2 separate regions of the Homo sapiens genome follow, and region 2 is linked to region 1. A link is an interaction called in ENCODE POLR2A ChIA-PET data of the cell type or tissue named here. Cell type or tissue: Caco-2. All regions are shown on one strand. Links, peaks and the distances in the headings refer to the core of each region. The heading gives the core; the rest is flanking DNA. Region 1 has its middle 19 kb from the start of IQGAP2. Region 2 overlaps SV2C (synaptic vesicle glycoprotein 2C).

Region 1 (5,380 bases), core at 161-5,160:
CCTCCCTCGCCTTGCAGGTACAGCTCCAAGGTCAAACAAGACTGGAGGGCAGCCAAGGCCAGGACGTTGGCATGAGATCCTGCAGCCCAGAAAGGGAGAAAACCTGTTTACTTATAATTCTGCCTGTGCCATTCCCCTTCCCCATAACTGGCCCTATATTCATTCTGCACTGTGATCATCAGCCTGACAGATGATTTTGTTCCTAGCTTTTCCTTTTCTCTCTCTCCAAACTTATAGAGCTGTCTGGTTTTAGAAAGTGCTTAACAAGACTTGTGTTTAAACAAGAACCCTGAGAACCTTAAGGAATGATAGGCAGAGGTCAGCAACCTTCCTCAGAGTCTCCTAGTTTTTCTTCACAGCCCAGAAGATACTGTCTGAATTTAGAAAAATCTGACTATGATCTGAGAGACTGCAAGAGAGGGAAAAGAGAGAGAGAGAACAGAATTTGGAAAAAAAAGTCCATAAAGCTTGTGTGTTATTGGCAAACATTTCTTATTTCCCTCAGTTTGCAGGAATCTGAGACTCAAGGAGCTGAATTTCAAGTCACACCAAATATTATCACCGTCTACACACATGGACTCACAGTCCAGATTTAGATCCTGGGGTAAAAGATGATAGGAAAATTAAGATCATACATTTAATGCTTAAAATCAAATGGTTGACTTGCTTAAGTGTAAATTTTTTTTTTTTTTTTTTTGAGACAGGGTGTCACTCTGTAACCCAGGCTGGAGTGCAGTGTTGCAATCTCAGCTCACTGCAACCTGCAACCTCCACCTCCTGGGCTCAAGTGATCCTCCCGCCTCAGCCCCTTAAGTTGCTGGGATTACAGACATGAGCCACCACACTAGGCTAATTTTTGTATTTCTTGCAGAGACTGGGTTTCCCAGGCTGGTCTAGAACTCCAGAGGTCAAGCGATCCACCCGCCTCGGCCTTCCAAAGTGCTAGGATTACAGGTGCGAGCCACTGTGCCTGGCCAAATGTAAACAATTTGATTCTACAGGGAAATTATTCAGTATCAAAAATTATTTTCATGAAGTCAAAGTGTATTTGTTGGGTGACTGATATGTGTACAACCTCGGCTCTAAAGGAGTTCATAGCCTAACTGGTTTAAGAAGGCATGGGTTTTGGAAAGGATTCATAACAGTACAAATCTCTGCCAAACAAGGTCAGAAAGTTATAGGAGTAAGGACATTTCTTGGCAAAAAGCAGTGCTGTGAGTTTTTACAACAAAGAGTTAGATCCATCAGGGAAGGTTTTGCTGAATTTGATGTTTAAAATGTTTTACCTCTGCATAATGGCAACCCAGTGTCTGGCCAGACAGACAGGACTATATCATATTTCCAGCATCTAGAACAGGCCTGACACATAGCAGAAGCACTCAATTTACAATTGTTGAATGAGTGAGTGAATGAATGAATTCTGGTAAAGAAAGCAGGTAGATTCCATCATTTTTAGGCATTCCTTCTAGGCACACTTCCCAGCAGAACCAATGATTATGAAAGTCAAAAGCTTCCCGTGCCCTTCACCAAGACATCATTCTAGGAGATGCTTCTCTGCCAGGGGAAGTCTGGAGTAGCAACTTTGCTACTTACAGCTATGTGACCCTGGGCAGGCTCCTGCACCCTTTGAGCCATTGTGCCATCATCGTCAAGTAATACCCACTTGACAGGGTTGTGGGAACATCAAAGGAGATAATGTAGGCAAAGCTTTTAGCAAAGTGCTAAGAGGGGCATAATAAGTGGAAACTGCTTTCTAATTCGACTTATTCTAATTGGCATAAAAGAAAAGTGCACATTTACCTGCCCTAAGAGGCTTTTTAATTTAAAAAAATTTTATTTGGTCCTTCTCTCTCCAACTTAAAAAAAAATTTTGTTCACTGGTAAAAGAAATTTTCTAGGAAAACACTAATGAAAAGCTGGGGGGGTGGTGGGGGGGGGAAGGAGAGCCACTACTGAGGCACTTAGGGGCCTCTTACTGAGGGTTCTTCCCTCTCCAGAACAGGCCAAGTGCTTCCTGACCACACCACTACATTGGAGCAGGCAGGGTTAAACCTGGTGGTGAATTTGAGCAGCATTTCCTTGGCAGCAGCGTGACAAGCCACGGTACCTTGCAAACTGCATTTCTCCCCACCTTCTGCTATGCTGGAAGCCGGCCACTCCAGCGTCTTGTTTTTGTGTATGAGCTTATCAGTAAAAAGAGATTTAAATGAACAGGCTCAAAATGGTACCTCTACAAAGTCCAGGTCAAATGTCATGTACACAACTCCTCCTCCACAAACTCTACCATCAAGCCAGTTTGCTCCCTGACAAAGTCAGAGCACCTAGAAATTCTGCAACAACACAAGATGAAATGGCTCACTGGAGGGGACCAAGAGGGGATGACTTCCAGGGAGCTCCCTGGCCTGAGTGGCAGGGCTGCCCTCCGGCATTGCAGATGGAGGCAGGAAGCTGAGGGGGCTCTGCTGGGTAGGCAGACACTCAGCCCCCAGGAAAACCAATCTGGGGTGGTCTGAGGAATGCAGTCAGAACCTTCTGTCCCTGTCTCCTGACAGCTCCTGAACCACATAAGTCAGATGATTTTATATATATATATATGCATGCACATATAAAATATACTACATATAATCATATATGTTCAAACATATATGTATACATTTAAAAATTAAATACATGAATAAAAGGAATGCATATGCTTACATTACTTTAGTGAGAGAGTGGAATAGAACATTTATTGGGTAAGAGGAACACTGTTAGTTAGACACTCAGTTGAGGCAGTGAGGATGGTGGTTAAAATTCAAATCTTGGTTCCACCCTTTGCTAGCTGTGAGTGATTTAAATCTCTCAAAGCATCTATTTCCTCACTGTACACAGCCGACAATAATAATACCCAGTTCATAAGGGTGTGGTAAGGATTAAATGAAATAACATGTGGTAAACCCTTAGCAAGCTTAACATTGTAAGCACTCAAGAAATAGCAGCAGTTATTAGTAATAACAACTCTTATCACTGTAAGGTAGGTATAGTCATTTTGGGTTCTCCAGAGAAACAAAACTAATAGAGGATGCGTGTGTGTGCATGTGTGTGTGTGTGTGTGTGTGTCTATGGAGAGAGAGAAAGAGAGAGAGAGATTTATTTTAAGGAATTGGCTCATGTGTGGAGCCTGGCAAGTTCAAAATCTGTGGAGTAGGACAGCAGGCTAGAGACCCAGGGAAGAACTGACGCTGGTATCCAGTCCGAAGGCCCATCTACTGGCAGAATGCCTTCTTGCTGGGGTAAGTGGAGAGAACAGTCTTTTGTTCTATTTAAGCCTTCAAATGATTGTATGAAGCCTGTCCATATTATGGACAACAATCTTCTTCACTTGAAGTTCACCAATTTAAATGTTAATCTCATCTAAAAACATCCTCACAGAAACATTCAGAATAATATTTGACCAAATATCTGGGTGCTGTGGCCCAACCAAATTGACGCATAAAATTAACCAGCACAGGAGACTTGATTAGCCCCGTTTCAAAGATGAGAAGCCTGAGGCTCCAAGAGATTAGACAGTTGCCCAGGGTTTACAGTCAAAAAGCTGGAATTCAAAGCCTGGCATAAACCAGCACCTGGCCAGTGCTTGGCCCACAGCTGACTTAGGGTTTCCTGAATGTAATCCTTTCTTTTTTCTTTTCTTTTCTTTTTTTTTTTTTGAGATGGAGTCTCTCTGTGTTCCCCAGGCTGGAGTGCAGTGGCACGATCCTGGCTCACTGTAACCTCCACTTCCCAGGTTCAAGTGATTCTCCTGCCTCAGCCTCTGGAGTAGCTGGGACTACAGGAGGGTGCCACCATGCCTGGCTAACTTTTTGTGTACTTTTAGTAGAGACAGGGTTTCACCATGTTGGCCAGGCTGGTCTCAAACCCCTGAGCTCAGGTGATTCGCCTGCCTTGGCCTTTCAAAGTGCCAGGATTACAGGCGTGAACCACTGCGCCTGGCGTGCTAAATGTATTTCTAGCTCTAGTCTCAGCTCTTACCCCTAAACTGCATCCTGGAGGAAGGGGGCACAGGAGATTATTATTATTTTTTTTTTATTGAGGACAAAGGAAGCAGGGGAAAGAAAGAAGTGGGAGAAAGTTTGGTATGTGATGACTTTGGGGGTCATCAGCTGAGTGGTGGGGTGAGGTGAAGCAGAGTCGGAGGACCTGAGCAGTGGCTCCTGGTGGGGCCCTGGAGAGACACAAGGGGGACAAAGAGACAAAGACAGATGTATGGCCTGATCTCAGGCACCATGTTCTGGGCTGCTTTAGACCAGGTGGTAGAGACAACTTCTGACTATGTGAGGCATTGTTGTGAGACCTGGAACAAAAAAAGCTGAGTAGGGAAGGTATCCCAGGCTAGTGCCACAGAAAACCACAAAAGCTGGAGTATGGAAGGGCTGGGGCAGACTGAAGCTGGAGGCAGGAGCAGCATGTGCAGGACTCTGGGTTTCCTTCTAAAGAGACAGGAAGGCCTGGTGTGGTGTCTCATGCCTGTAATCCCAGCACTTTGGGAGGCCGAGGCGGTGGATCACCTGAGGTCAGGAGTTAAAGACTAGCCTGGCCAACATGGTGAAACCCCATCTCTACTAAAAATACAAAAACTGGCCAGGTGTGATGGTGGGTGGTTGTAACCTCTGCTACTTGGGAGGCTGAGGCAGGAGAATTGCTTGAACTGGGAAGCAGGAGGTTGCAGTGAGCTGAAATTGCGCCACTGCACTCCAGCCTGGGTGACAGAGTGAGACTTCGTCTAGAAATAAATAAATAAAGAGATGGGAAGCCACTGGAGGGTTTAGGTAGGATTGACATTATCTGGCTGCCCCACTTGCTAGCGGATTGAGTGATCAGACCCTTTGGGTTTCTTTCTTTCTTTTTTTTTGAGACAAAGTTTCACTCTTGTTGCCCAGACTGGAGTGCAATGGCGCCATCTCAGCTCACTGCAACCTCCGCCTCCCAGTTTCAAGCAATTCTCTTGCCTCAGCCTCCCAAATAGCTGGGATTACAGGCATGCACCACCACGCCCGGCTAATTTTTTGTATTTTTAGTAGAGACGAGATTTCACCATGTTGGCCAGGCTGGTTTAGAACTCCTGACCTCAGGTGATCCACCTGCCTAGGCCTCCCAAAGTGCTGGGATTACAGGCATGAGCCACTGCACCCAGACTGACCCTTTGGATTTCATAGCTAGCCAAGGATCCAGGCTTACAGTGGCTGCCTGGAGTCTGAAAACAGGCTCTTCTCAAATAAATACTTGAAAAGTTATTAAACTTAAAGTCTAAATATTCAATAAGGAAGCCCAGCCTTGGGATTTCCTCTGTCTTCTGCTGCCCACACCTCTGTGGGTCTGGGCCCAATTACTGGGCAGTGTG
Region 2 (5,380 bases), core at 234-5,233, 140 kb after region 1:
AATACATTTTTGAACTTATAAAAAAAGTATTGAGCTTAGGTTGATCTGATTGTCTCTTGTAGGCTCCCATAAAAGTGGCTTCCTGCTTATTAAGTCTGATCGTGTTTTCTTAGCTCACATCTCCTTGGACTCTTCAGAATCATTTGCCACTGGTGACTTTTGCATGAACTGAGCTTCTATCTTCATCCCTGGTCCTTGCCCCATCCTGGAACCCCTTCCACAGCCTGTTTCTCCATTCTAGCAGGGCTAGTCCTTCCTCTTCCTCTTCCTCCAAGTCTTGGCCATTTCATTCATTCATTCATTCATTCCTACAAAATTTATTGGGAATCTGGCATTGAGGAATTAACAGTGACAGCTCCTGGCCACATGAAGTTTATAAACTCGGGGGAAATGCAAATATAAATATATAGAGAGCAATTGAAACATAGAAGGGCAAACTGAAGATGGTAGACATACAGGGTACTCTGGGATCTTACACTTGAGGGGAACTAACCCAATTTGGGGGTACCATGGAAGATTTCCTAGAAAAGCTGACATATAAATTGAGTCCTAAAGAAAGAGACAGTTCCTGTCAGGAAGAGGTTGTGTACAAAGGCAGTATTCAGACTTTGACTCTCTTCTTTATATGATCTCTTCATGAATGTATTCACTTCCCCACATTTATACACCTCATCTATTCTGTTAGACCTGGACTGCCTAGTACAATATGGCAGCCACTAGCCACTGGTATTGAGCCCTTGAAACATGGCTAGTGTGACTGAGAAACAGAATTAGGACTTTTATTAATTTTGATGAATTTAACTTGATTCAGTGATTCAAAAACCATTAAGTATGTTTGGATCAACTTGAATATGAACTGACATTTTGTAAACTTTATGGACTCTAAATATAGAACAAGGGTTTCCAATAAAAACTTGCATCTGAATTGAAATGCATTGTAAATGTAAACTACATACCAGATTTAAAGGATAATACCAAAGAAAGAATGTAAACTATCTCATTTTTATATTGATTACATGTTGAAATGACATTTTGGATATTTGTTGGGTTAAAATAAGGTAATTATAAGAACTAATGGTACATATTTCTTTTTACTGTTTGATGTGGTTACTAGAAATTTTAAATTACATTTGTGGCTCATGTTATATTTCTACTGGACAGCACTGGGCAAGACCAAAACTCTTTGAAGGCAGGAACTTGGTCTTACTCATCTTTTGCCTTGGCACCATGTTTTGTGTACAACAGGGGCTCTATAAATCATTTGTCAATTAAGCAAGATATCCTACATGTGGCCAGCCCCAATCCACACCAGAAATACTTCATTTGACATCTCATTCTGCTTTTTGAGAGCTTACCGTGTTTGGTTCTTTTCTAGGCCTGGGGACAGAGTAGTAAGTGAGACAAAGTCCTGCCCACATGGAGTTTCATTCTAACTGAAGATGCCATATTGAATGTGTGTTATAAATCAGTGTAAGGAGCTAGGGGCTTGGACTGAGAATGGGTGTGCTATTTTAGGTATTTTAGGTAGGGTGGGAAGGGATGGCCTCTCCAAGCCACAGAGAACTGAATGCAGAGAGAGGGCGGTCCCTGTGGATGTTTGAGAGAACATTTCAAACAGAGGGGACTACATGTGCAAATGCCCTGAGAGGGAAATGTTTTTGGCGTATTCAGAGCAGAGCAAGGCCAGTGTGGCTGCATGTGAGTTGGAGTGGGAGGATGTGAGGTAAGCCAGGACCTGATTGGGCACACCCAAGGAGGGCCCGGCCAGGACTTGAGGTTTACTTTCAAGTGTGATGAGGAGACACAGGGGGTCAAGAATAGGAAATGACAGAAGAGATCTAGATTTTTGAAGGACCACACTGGTTGTCTTGTTGAGAATAGACTGCGGGGCACGGCACAGAAGCAGAATCAAAGAGAGCAGGCAGGAGGCTTTGGCACCAGTCAGCAGTGACTTATTGAGCATCCAAGGGTGTATGCAGCAGGAAAATAAAATGAGATGTGTTCAGAATCCCACTGTGTATTTTACTACAAATTGAAAAAGATCCAGGAAAAGCCATCTTTTAAAAAAATCTCTCTTCCCAGTCAAAAGCATTATGGCAAGCCCAGAAGATGCTCATGTGGACTGCCTCTGTGCTCCCAGCTGCTGTCCTGCACTCAGCTGAAAAACCCTCAGAGGAAGTCTTTGAGTTATACCAGGAAATAAAATCCCCTCAATACGCATTTGTTGACTGTAGAACTAATCTGAGAGCGTTCTTGTGGAATCCTTTACTTGAGGTTTGTAAGTCCCTAGCAGATTAACTCTGTTTTTAGAAAACATACATTTTTTTTGATTCCATGCATTTCTGTAGTGCAAGTATATTATAGCTCTGTGTGTGCACAGCAACCATTTACTGAGCACTTGCTATGGTGCCTTGCCCCTCACCAACCTCTTTACATGGCTCATCTCATTTTATCCTAGTAATGACCTAACAAGTAGATGCCACTATCTTCGTTTTCTTTCTTTCTTTTCTTTTTGTCTTTTTTTTTTTTTTTTTTTTTTTTTTTTAGATGGGGTCTCGATCTGTTGCACAGGCTGGAGTGCAGTGGTGTGATCTTAGCTCACTGCGGCCTCAAACTCCCAGGCTCAAGGGATCCTCCCGCCTCAGCCTTCTGAGTAGCTGGGACTACTACTAATTTTTTAAATTTTTTGTAGATATGGGGTCTTGTTATGCTGTCCAGGCTAGTCTTGAACTCCTGACCTCAAGCAGTCCTCCCACCTCAGGCTCCTAAAGTGCTGAGATTACAGGCGTGAGCTACCACACCTGGCATCATCTTCGTTTTCTTGATGAAGAAACAAAATGCTCCAAGATTATGCAGATGGTCAGTGCAGAGAATGGCTTCAAGTCAGACACACCTGGATTTTAACTCTAGCCCTGTACCCACTATCTGTGTGACCTCGCAGCATTTTGTTTCTGTACCAATAAAACAAAACATGTCTCACTTGAAGCCATGAGGCCAGCGTTTTTTAAAGTGTGGTTCCTAAACCACCTACATAAGAATCACCAGGGTTCCTTATTAAAAGTGCAAACTGGGCTGGGCGCATTGGTTCATGCCTGTAATCACAGCACTTTGGGAGGCCGAGGTGGGCAGATCATGAGGTCAAGAGATTGAGACCGGAGCAGTGTGAAGAAGAGGCGAGAACGACCCCCGGTCCGACCAAAGCCCGCGCGCCGCTGCGTCCCGCGTCCAGCACCTATGTCCCGCTGCCGTCGCTGCCGCCACCATGCCCAAGAGAAAGGCTGAAGGGGATGCTAAGGGAGATAAAGCCAAGGTGAAGGACGAACCACAGAGAAGATCCGCGAGGTTGTCTGCTAAACCTGCTCCTCCAAAGCCAGAGCCCACGCCTAAAAGGCCCCTGCAAAGAAGGGAGAGAAGGTACCCAAAGGGAAAAAGGGAAAAGCTGATGCTGGCAAGGAGGGAAATAACCCTGCAGGAAATGGAGATGCCAAAACAGACCAGGCGCAGAAAGCTGAAGGTGCTGGAGATGCCAAGTGAAGTGTGTGCATTTTTGATAACTGTGTACTTCTGGTGACTGTACAGTTTGAAATACTATTTTTTATCAAGTTTTATAAAAATGCAGAATTTTGTTTTATTTTATTTTATTTTTTTTAAAGCTATGTTGTTAGCACATAGAACACTTCATTGTTGTTTTTGGGGGAAGGGGCATATGTCGCTAATAGAATGTCTCCAAAGCTGGATTGATGTGGAGAAAACACCTTTCCCTTCTAGTTTTGAGAGACTTCCTCTTGGCTTCCAGGAGGAGGGATTCCCTGACTTTGACACACATGGCCACCTTGGCACAAAAGCCTTGTGGTATAGAAAAACAAATTTGTTTTTATGTCCTCGTCTCCCTTTCCCTCTTTCAGCATAGACTTAACTCCCTTAAGCCCAGACATCTGTTGGGACCTGACCCCTAGTCATTGGTTACCAGTGTGTTAGGCAATCTGGACTTTCCAGTGATGCCACTGAGATGGCACCTGTCAAAAGAGCAGTGGTTCTGTTTCTAGATTATGGATCTTCAGATAAATTCTGCCATTTTCATTTAACTTCCTGAAAGTCAGGGTCGGCTTGTGAAAAGTTGTTAAACAACATGCTAAATGTGAAATGTCAACCCTCACTCTAAACTTTCCCTGTTCAGAGCATCAGATGAAGACTTCATTGGGTTTTATAGTGGCTTTCTGATTTTTGGTAGTCCATTGAAGAAGGGAGTTTGAAAGTTGTTGTATACTGTTAACGATTGTCTGCCCATGTCCTGCCTGAAATACCATGATTGTTTATGGAAAGTATCTTTAATAAAGCTGGATACAGTTTGGCTTGGGAAAAAAAAAAAAAAAAAGAGATTGAGACCATCCTGGACAACATGGTGAAACCCCGTCTCTACTAAAAATACAAAAATTAGCTGGGTGTGGTGGCGTGCGCTTGTAGTCCCAGCTACTCGGGAGGCTGAGGCAGGAGAATCGCTTGAACCTGGGAGGTGGAGGTTGCAGTGAGCTGAGATCACGCCACTGCCACTGCAACCTGGGTGACAGAGTGAGACTCCATCTCAAAAAAAAGTGGAAATGGGGTGGGATCTGGGAGTTTGTATTTTTAATAATAGTGGATCTAATCAATGATAAATATTTATCTGGCATCTGCCTGTAGTGTCATAACTAGGATTAATATACTTCAAAAAATTGGTCATTTTATATTTACATTACTTTTCTGAGGCATTTGGAGCCTCGTGAAATTCTGTGTTTTGAGGTGGTGTCTTAGTTTGGTTTCCCCAAATGGAGCCTGAGACAGGGACTTGTGTGCAGGTGGTTTACTTGAGAGGTGAACCCAGAGCACAGGTGGAAGGATCAGAGAGACTGAGAGAGGAAAGGAGGAAAAGCATATAAAGAGTGTATAACAGAACTGCTTACTGCTAGGAACAAGAGGGACTCAATCCCACTTGGGGACCCTCTAAGGAACCATGTAGAATGTGTCACAGATGGTTCCTCCAGAGGACAATTATCCACTGCCTTCTGTTGTCTTTTAGTTGAGGGTTGATTCCTAGTTAGTTACTTCCCCTGCACTTCGAGGCTGAGTCTGTGTGGGGATGAGAGGTCTTTGGAGAGAGCCCTGAGGCAGAAAATCGGAGACCCTAAGGGGATGCTTGGGGTAAAATGTTGGTAATGTACACACTACTGTTTACACAGCTACACTGATATCAGGGGACAGGTGATGTGTCAAAATACATCTGCTTTAAGCAGAAGTTATCACACAACTGCTGTGTAATTATTACTTGCCACATTTGGGGTAGGGGTGTGGGAATGCAGTCTCCCTTGGCTGGCACTGAACCAACACTATGTTCTCCCTCACA

What was found. ChIA-PET counts read pairs that join two places held together with the same protein. Peaks named below come from ENCODE experiments on the same cell type or tissue, not always from the same donor. Only the 100,000 strongest peaks of a DNase experiment are listed, where the experiment ranks them.
Region 2: POLR2A ChIA-PET joins it to region 1 with 10 read pairs; 3 of 35 experiments call an interaction of 5 or more read pairs at or near these places.

What each region holds. Positions count from the first base shown.
Region 1 is chr5:76,381,164-76,386,543 of GRCh38, reverse strand. No RefSeq gene overlaps it. Among named protein-coding and RNA genes, the nearest start is that of IQGAP2, 19 kb to the left of the region's middle. In Caco-2, for the core only: no CTCF peak of the experiment used is centred there; a DNase peak (open chromatin) is centred at 2,173.
Region 2 is chr5:76,240,178-76,245,557 of GRCh38, reverse strand. The region is part of intron 4 of SV2C (synaptic vesicle glycoprotein 2C); the gene reads right to left. It also overlaps the pseudogene HMGN2P4. Among named protein-coding and RNA genes, the nearest start is that of SV2C-AS2, 69 kb to the left of the region's middle. In Caco-2, for the core only: no CTCF peak of the experiment used is centred there; no DNase peak of the experiment used is centred there; H3K27me3 peaks cover 121 bases.